Regions from separate parts of the Homo sapiens genome. Here region 1 is linked to region 2. The links are chromatin contacts, found by POLR2A ChIA-PET in ENCODE. All regions are on one chromosome and are shown on one strand. Each heading gives the region's core, a stretch centred on a gene start or an enhancer-like site at or near the end of the contact. The rest is flanking DNA. Distances are from core to core; before and after follow the strand shown. Region 1 overlaps STKLD1 (serine/threonine kinase like domain containing 1). Region 2 has its middle 60 kb from the start of OBP2B.

What was found. ChIA-PET counts read pairs that join two places held with the same protein, here RNA polymerase II (POLR2A).
Region 1: POLR2A ChIA-PET joins it to region 2 with 12 read pairs in activated T-cell. The contact joins two enhancer-like sites. POLR2A ChIA-PET finds 5 or more read pairs at or near these places in 2 of 52 experiments (A673 and activated T-cell).

The regions. Positions count from the first base shown.
Region 1 is chr9:133,403,549-133,408,306 of GRCh38, forward strand. STKLD1 (serine/threonine kinase like domain containing 1) reads left to right here. Exons shown (of 18, transcript NM_153710.5): 15 at 152-280; 16 at 372-500; 17 at 1,241-1,381; 18 at 1,704-2,548. The coding sequence ends at 1,873. REXO4 (REX4 homolog, 3'-5' exonuclease) reads right to left here. Exons shown (of 8, transcript NM_020385.4): 7 at 4,259-4,333; 8 at 2,514-3,524. The coding sequence ends at 3,405. Among named protein-coding and RNA genes, the nearest start is that of REXO4, 12 kb to the right of the region's middle. RefSeq lists an enhancer at 1,070-1,570. Within about 2 kb of position 3,408, at least 8 of the 41 ENCODE cell types and tissues checked have a DNase peak (open chromatin) inside an H3K27ac peak, as active enhancers do.
Region 2 is chr9:133,267,419-133,271,680 of GRCh38, forward strand. It overlaps the pseudogene ABO. Among named protein-coding and RNA genes, the nearest start is that of OBP2B, 60 kb to the left of the region's middle. RefSeq lists enhancers at 580-3,176, 1,622-2,123 and cis regulatory regions at 1,868-1,875, 1,874-1,898, 1,937-1,962. Within about 2 kb of position 2,318, at least 5 of the 41 ENCODE cell types and tissues checked have a DNase peak (open chromatin) inside an H3K27ac peak, as active enhancers do.

The sequences.
Region 1 (4,758 bases), core at 2,158-4,657, 140 kb after region 2:
CCCTGCACCCGTCTCTGAGGACAGTTGACCTTTCCCACCCCATTTCTGCTGTTGTCGTTAGCTGGAGGAAGGCAGCAGATGGGGGATGGGAAGGCCCCCCTGCACACACCCAAGGCCTGGGTGTCCCCTTCCATCCCTGTCCTCGTTCCAGGTATCATTGTGAACAAGGCCCCCTTGGAGAAGGTCCCGGACCTCATCAGCCAGGTGTTGGCCACCTACCCTGCGGATGGGGAAATGGCAGAAGCCAGCTGCGGAGTCTTCTGGCTGCTGTCCCTGCTGGGTGAGCTGGGTGGGCGCCCTGGGCCCCTGGGGCTGGGAGGGGTGGGCCTCATGGCACAGCAGGCACAAGGCAGCCCGGCCCCTTTCTGCAGGCTGCATCAAGGAGCAGCAGTTTGAACAAGTGGTGGCGCTGCTCCTGCAAAGCATCCGGCTGTGCCAGGACAGAGCCCTGCTGGTGAACAATGCCTACCGGGGACTGGCCAGCCTGGTGAAGGTGTCAGGTGAGCCTGGGGACAGGACGAGGCTGCCACCTAGAGGTGGGGGCAAGAATCAGCCCCCATCAGTTACATCTGCCAGGTGCCACAAACCAAAAAACAGAAGCAACAAATCAAAAAGGAAAAGAAATTAAAAACGATCTGAAGTCCAGTCATCCAGAAATCACCATCAAGACTTTCACGCACACTTGATAAACTCTTGTCTCTGCGTTATGCTACCCTGTGACCCTCTCTCTGTCCATAAACACATCACATCTGCACAGGTTTCCTAACATGCAGGCACACCGTGACTGATCAAAACAGCTCTGCAAACAGTGTCTCCAATTCCCCACAACACAAACCCTGCCTGTTACTCAGCTAGACAGGCTGGGCCCAGCGCTGAGCACAGCACAACCGACGCTCGGCCCACAGCACAGTCCTTCAGAGAGCATCCTGGGCCTGGCCAAGACACTAGCTGGTGCCTGGCAACTCCGGGCTCATGGTCTTGACCTCTGTACTACCTAATCTTCCCCAGAGTGACAACGACCCCTTTGGCTCTGGGGGGGCTGCCTCCTCTGTTCTTGCATGGTCCTGTTCAGGTCATGCCAGCCTACTGGTCCGCCCAAGCTGATGGGGCCTCCTGGGTCCCGTCTCTTGTCCTGTCCCAGGCCCCTGTGTGAGCTCTGGGGTCCCATCCCGTCCTGGGCAGAAGGCTCTTCCCTTTCAGGGGAAAGCAGGGAATGAACCCACTCCCACCCATCCCCCAGAGCTGGCGGCCTTCAAGGTGGTGGTGCAGGAGGAGGGCGGCAGTGGCCTCAGCCTCATCAAGGAGACCTACCAGCTCCACAGGGACGACCCGGAGGTGGTGGAGAACGTGGGCATGCTGCTGGTCCACCTGGCTTCCTATGGTGAGAACCCCTTCTCACCTCACACTCCCTAGAGCCCAGCGGTCAGGGGTGCCCCGCTCCCCCTATAACTGACAGGGAAGGAGCACATGGAAGGTGGGCTCAACCCCACTTCTCGGCCCACTTAAACTTCCCACTCATTTGGCATCTTCTGAGCACCAGGGGTTGTCCTGGCTGAGGGTGACGCTTGGGGCTCCGGAACTGCAAGGTGGCTCTGTGCATGCCAAGCCCAAGGGGGAATGTGACCCACTCTCATCCTTCTGGGGCTTCTGGCAAGGGGCACAGGAAGGACTCTGGCCTCAGGACCTTCCTGCTCCACCTGCAGAGGAGATCCTGCCGGAGCTGGTGTCCAGTAGTATGAAGGCCCTGCTCCAGGAGATCAAGGAGCGCTTCACCTCCAGCCTGGTGAGTGACAGCAGCGCCTTCAGCAAACCAGGCCTCCCTCCAGGTGGAAGCCCCCAGCTGGGGTGCACCACGTCTGGGGGACTGGAATAGATGTTTGTATGGAACTGACCTTGATCTCCACGTGTATAGTTTTCAAGACTGCTCTCCTGCCTGCCTATTATCCCATCTCTATGACTGGGCCAAAATCAATCTTAAACGGGAGGGGTAATCAGACCTCTCCAAAGAGTTTCCTGTCCATGACTGCTGGATTGAGTCACATGAGTAACTGCTCCTGGACCCGGGGACTGTCCACGAAAACTGACTTGCCTGCTTCCTCCTTCCAGGAACTGGTTTCTTGCGCGGAAAAAGTGCTCTTGAGGCTGGAGGCAGCCACCTCTCCCAGCCCACTGGGTGGGGAAGCAGCTCAGCCCTGATGCGGGGGAGAAGACAGATACCCCACAGGCCCCTCCCTCCACGTGTGCCCTCTCCCTGTCCTTCCTTTCCATGGGCCACTGTTTCCCTTGGGGTGGGGGGAAGGGTCATCCAGCACCAGAATGCGCATCTCACACTCCTCTTAGGTGACTAATAAAGAGGCCCAAGGCCAGTTTCTGCCTTAATCATTTCTGGCAAGAGGCTGTGACTGGCCAGTGGGATACTTAATTCTGCAGTCTCTATAGACCTCGCCCCTGGACAGAGCAGTCCTTCCAGACCATTCTAGATGAGAGTCAACACTGAGCCTCCACAGGCTCCATTCCAAGTAAACATCTGCATTTATTTTAAATCGCATCCTCGGTGTGTCTGCCCCTTTTCTGTCCAGCTGTCAGGTGGCCCAATAACGCCTTGGACTCCGTCCCCTTGTCAGTGCCACTGGCTGTTCCTGGCTCTAGTTCCCAGGGGAGCCTCAAACTGGGGCCTAGCCCAGAAAGCCACCGGCTAGCATCACATAGCTTCTCCAGCTCAAATAGCCCAAGGTTGGCATGTCTGCCGACCTCCAGGAATAACCGCAGTCACCGTGCCCAGGCAACACATCCTCGTGCTATGGGGAGAAGCCTCTGCTGGGTGACCCACCAGCCAACCCTGGGCCAATTTAATTTAGATAAATGCTCAAAGTTCAAACGGCCACAGGAAACCCCTGATGTAACACCTGTTGTGCCGGCCAGCTGTGTCTCAGGAGCTGACTGCAGACACCTGGTCTGGGTCCCTCAAGCCCAGCAGAGCTTGTTATGTCCCCTAACACAAAGGAGGAAAATGTGGCTCCTCGAGAGGAAGGTGCTGAGCACCTCACCCCAGGGTGTCACCGAAGATGGGCAGTGACAGCACCGTATGGACTGGCGGCCCACAGGCCCCAACCTCACCTGGCCCAGGGGGTCAGCAGTCGGTAAAGCGTGGCCAGGCGTGCCCATGGCCGTCCCTGCTCCCCACCCTGACCATCCGGGCCCAAACACACATGGACAGTAAGACCAGGTTTCAGACCACAAAGTCAAGAGGAAGGAGGACCTTCTCAGTAGCACCACGCCACGCCCCTCTGCCATGATTCTGAAAAGGTTTCACCAGAGTTGCCACTCTGGGGAGATGTGATCTGTCCCTGTGACTGGTCACATTGCCTCTGTAGCGGGGCGGCAGCAGCAGCAGGGCAGGACTGCTAGGCGTCGTCACTGCAGTGGTCTGGAGCAGTCAGCAGGGGGCGCCTGTCTCGGGCCATGCTCTCCCACTCCTTCTTCACCATGACGTACAGCCTCATTGCTGCCTGGGCATCCTGAATCTAGACGACATGAAACATCCCAGCAGGTGACGAGGCATAGCCGCAGCCCACAGTCAACCCCACAATGACTGAGCCCTCCCACTAGCCACTCTGCTACAGATGTACTGAGTGAGACATGGACCTGGCCACGAGATGTCACCAGGACGGGGAGGGAGGACACAAGAGAAGCAGAGGGAGCAACGACCTGATGGTCCCCACACTTCTGTGACTCAGACACCCCTCCCAGGAGAAGAAAGGGAAACCCAAAGAGGAGAAGCAACAAACACGCTGCCTTTTTAGGTCTCTGAGTGCAGGGTGATGGCAGGTTGGGTGCTGGGCACAGGGGCACAAGGACCAAGCAGATGGGCAAAAAGGGCCCAAAGCACTGAGGCCACGTTGGCAGGGGGTGACTGCTCCACAGAGGCAGAGCCAGCTGCTCAGCAGGGCCGGGCAGGGCAGGGCTGGAGGGCTGCGGGGGTGGGGGGACCCTTTGTAATTATTTGGCAACTTTTTCTCCAAATAACGAGAATGCAGTACTTTTGTGTTAAGTGTTAAATTCGTTAAATGTGCATATTTAGAATTTAACCAAAATTCCGTAACTCCGCTCTACCATTTTTTTTTTTTGACCAATAGCCTCGTAGGATAAGTAGGTGCCCAAGCCCCACCTCCCCCATGTCTGTGTCAGGTGACTCATGTCTGGTTCCAGGTGGGAAACCGCCCCAAACCCCATGAACTACCCCACAGGACACACTTACTGAACAGTGCTCCGCCTGCTGGACCTGGAGCCCAAGGATCTTCTCTGAAAGTAGTCTCAGAGACGGCCTTCCACTCTGCAAAGGGGGAAGAGGCGGGTGGGGGCCTCTGCAGGCTCGGCCCAAAGAGGGTCACCCCACCAAGCAGGGAGCGGTTGGCTACTGAACCTCACCCAAGCGACCTACAGTTTGCCTCTCAGTGGAGAGGTGCTCATGGCACTTAGGGTGGTAGCCACCAGCTGCCATTTATAGCATGATGGGCTGGTGATACACCCCTATCAGCCAATAAAAGGAGAGGGCCAGGGGAGGAGTCAGCATCCCCATCTCCCATCTTGAGGCCTCCCTGCTTATTTCAAGAGGGACAGCTCTGGCCAGGCATGGTGGTTCACACCTGTAATCTCAGCACTTAGGAGGCCAACGAGGGCAGATCACTTGAACCCAGGAGTTTGAGAATAGCCAGGGCAACACAGCAAGACCCTATCTCTAAAAAAATAAAAATAAAA
Region 2 (4,262 bases), core at 1,068-3,567:
CATTTCTCCTAATTTGGTAAATTATTCTCTAAATATTTCATGTTTTATGATGCTACTGTAAATGGTATTTAAAATTTTTCATGGTTCAATTGATTGTGGCAAGTATTATAGAAAAATAATTGATTTATTCTTGTTTTTCTTTTTTCTTTTTTTTTTTTTTTTAGACTGTGTCTTGCCCTGTTGCCCAGTCTGGAGTGCAGTGGTGTGATCTCCAGTCACTGCAACCTCTCCCTCCTGGGTTCAAGCAATTCTCATGCCTCAGCCTCCCAAGTAGGTGGGATTACAGGCGCACCACCACACTCAACTTTTTTTTTTTTTTTGTATTTTTGTAAAGATGGAGTCTTGCCATGTGGGCCAGGCTGCTCTCAAACTCCTGGCCTCAAGTGATCTACCTATCTTGGCCTCCCAAAGTGCTGGGATTGCAGGTGTGAGCCACCACACCCAGCCTGATTTATTCATTGACTTTGTATCTTGAGACCTTGCTAAGCTGACTTAGCTGATGGGCTCACAGCATAAACATATATAATATATATGACAATAATAGCATAAAGGAGCAAGGAGGCAATGAAGTTATTATATATACTGGAGCAAGGAAAGGTCACCAGACAATAGCTTGAATATACAGGAAGAAATCAAGAGTAAAGTCAGTGATAAATATACAGTGTAATATAAAAGACTTGAAAAGTGTTTTTCTCCTTACTTGTCTTACTGAATTGAAAAGAAATAAGATTGTGTGAAACAATAATTATAACACCATGTTGTTGAGTTTATAACATATATAGATGAACATATACGACAATAATACTACAAACCACAAGCAAGGAGGGAGGAAATGGAGTTATACTGGAGTCAAGTTCCTGTATTTTACTAAAATTAGTATTAATCTGAAGTAGATCCTGATAAATTAAAATGCATATTGTAATCCCTGGAGCAAACACTAACAAAATAACTTTAAAATATACACTTAAAAAGAAAAAGGGAATTTAAATGCTACACTAGAAAATACTTAATACAAAAGAAGGTAGTAAAAGATGAACAGAAGAACAAAAAGGCATAAAACATAGAAAACAAATTGTGAACTGATAGATGGAAATCCAACCACAGCAATAATAACATTGAATGGGAATAGAATGAACATGCCAATCAAAAGGCAGAGATCGTTAGACTGGATTTTTTTTTTAAGCTTTGACTATATGCTGCCTGTGAGAGACATACATACTTTAGAAACAAAGATACAAATAGGTCAAAGCAAAAGGATAGTAGATTTGCTATGCAAACAACCGTAAGGGAGCTTGAGGAGAAATGCTAACGTCAGACTAAATAATTTTTTTGTTTTTTTGAGACAGAGTCTCACTCTATCACCCAGGTTGGAGTGCAGTGGCACGATCTTGGCTGACTGTAACCTCAGCCTCCCGGGTTCAAGCAATTCTCGTGCCTCAGCCTCCCAAGTAGCAGGGATTACAGGCGCACACCATCACAGCTGGCTAATTTTTTTGTATTTTCAGTAGAGACGGGGTTTCACCATGTTCGCCAGGCTAGTCTTGAACTCCTGACCTCAGGTGATCCACCTGCCTTGGCCTCCCAAAGTGCTGGGATCACAGGCATGAGCCACCCCATCTGGCCAACTTTTTTAAGATCAAAAATCTTACTAAAGAGAAACATTCTGCCATGATATAAAGTGAATACATCACGAAAATATAACAAACAGAAATATATACATACCTGACAACCTAGCCCCAAAATACTAGAACAGGAATTAAAAGAAATTAAAAACTGTGTAAGCAAAAACTCAGTTGTATGTAAAAAACCAATTCCCCTTGAGGAAGAGAAAGGGCTGGAGTCCTTTAAAAATTAACTGGCTGTTTTTCTGTGGCTAGTGAGCCTTATCTCTCCCTTTCCCAGGCATTGCGAAGACTCTGTTTCTCTAGCTGTGCAGCTGCAAGGTCACTAAACAGATAATCTTGAGTCATAAAACGTGTTGTTCCTTGAAAAGTAAGAAATAATGTAATGCATGTCTTAACTGAATAACTGTCTTTGTTTCTTGCTTCTGTAATACTCTTCCCCCTGCACAAATCTCCCCCCACCCCACAAAATGCTTAAAAGGTAGCTTGACTCTTTGTTTGGGGCCCAGTCCTTTGGATGTTAATCTGATTGGGTCGGTGCACCTAAATAATTAAATAATTCCTCCTCAACCCCATCGGTCTCTCTGATTCCTTAATTATCCCGCAGCAATACATGAAGCAAAAACTCACAGAATTGAAGGGTGAAACAGTCAATTCACCAGTAATGGTTGGGCCAGGCATGGTGACTCACGCTTGTAATCCCAGCACTTTGGGAGGCCGAGGTGGGTGGGTCACTTGAGCCCAGGAGTTCGTGACCAGCCTAAGTAACATGGCAAAACCCTGTCTATAAAAAATGCAAAAATCAGCTAGGCATGATGGTACTTGCCTGTAGTTGCAGCTACTCAGGAGGCTGAGGTGACCTAAGCCTTGGGAGGTGGGGGCTGCAGTGAGCTGTGATCATACCACTGCACTCCAGCCTGGGTGACAAAGTGAGACTCCACCTCAAAAAAAAAAAAAAACAAACAAAAAAAAAAAAACAAAAAAACAATAATTGGACACCAAAATCCTACCCCACTCTCAGTAATGGATAGAATAATTAGAAAGAAAATCAGTAGATACAAATGACTTGACATCACTGGACACCAACTGACATCTCTAGAACACTCCACCTGGCAAGAGCCGAAGTCACGTTCTCCTCAAGTGCACATGGAACAGTGTCCAAGGTCAATCATATGCTGGACCATAAAACAATTCTGAGAAATTCGAAAGGACTGATATCCACAGAGTTTCTTCTCTAGCCACAGGGGAATGAAATCAGAAATTAACAAAAGAAATTTGGGAAACCTATAAATACATAGAAATTAAACAACATAATTCTAAATAAGCAATGGGTCAAAGAAGAAAATCAAAAGATACACTGAGCTGAATGAAAATGTAAACACAACATACCAAAATTTATGAGATATAACTAAAGCTGTGTTTCAAGGGAAATTTATAGCTGTAAATGTCTACATTAGAAAAAAAAATCTTAAATCAAGTGTGTAAGCTTCCATTGTAAGTAACTACAATAAGAAAAGACAGAACGAATTAAACCCAAAGTGAGAAGAGTGGAAACCAATGAACTAGAGAACAGAAAGAAAAAGATAAAGTAAAAAAATATCAAATGGCAGTTCTCTGAAAAGATCAAGAGAATTGACAAAGCTTTAGCTACATTGACCAGAGAGAGAGAGAACACAAATAACTAAAATCAGGACTAAAAGAGGAGACAGCAATTCCAATCTTACAGAGATTAAAAGGATTTCAAGGAAATACTATGTACAACTGTTTGCCAACAAATTATGCAACTTAGGTAAAATGGACAGATTCTTACACATAAACTAGAAAGCGGTTAGAAGAAAATATAAGATTAAATCTTTGTGACACTGGATTAAGATTTCTTAGATATGATACCAGATACACAATAAAAGAAAAAGTTAATAAATTGGAATGGATCAAAATGTAAAACTTTTCTACTTCAAAATACCAATAAAAAAGTGTTAAACTATTGATGGTTGAAAATATTTGCAAATCATATATCTGGTGTGTATATATATATATATATATATATATATATATATATATATATGATACTGTGTATGTAAAGAACTCTCAAAACTGAACAAAGGAGACAACTCAATTTTTAAAAAGGCAAAACATTTCAATAGGCATTTCACCAAAAACATATACAAATGGCTAAAAAGCACAAGAAAAGCCACTTGCCATCATTTGACCTTGGGGAAATGCAAATCAAAACTATAATGAGATACCACCTTTTACCCACAAGAATGGTATGTATTGCTGCAGACGTACAGACAGTGGAACCCTCAGCCAGGCGCAGCGGCTCACACCTATAATCCCAGGACTTGGGGAGGCCGAGGTGGGCAGATCACTTGAGCCCAGGAGTTTGAGAACAGCCTGGGCAACATGGCAAAACCCCATCTCTACCAAAAATACAAAAATTAGCTGGATGTGGTGGTACTCACCTGTAGTCCCAGCTACTCAGGAGGCTGAGGTGGGAGGACCAATTGAGCCCAAGAGATTGAGGCTGCAGTGAGCCAAGATCATGCCACTGCACTCCAGCCTGGGTGACAGAGCAAAACCTTGTCTCAAGAAAAGAAAAAGGAAAAGAAAATTAGAACCGTTATACACTGCTGATGGGAA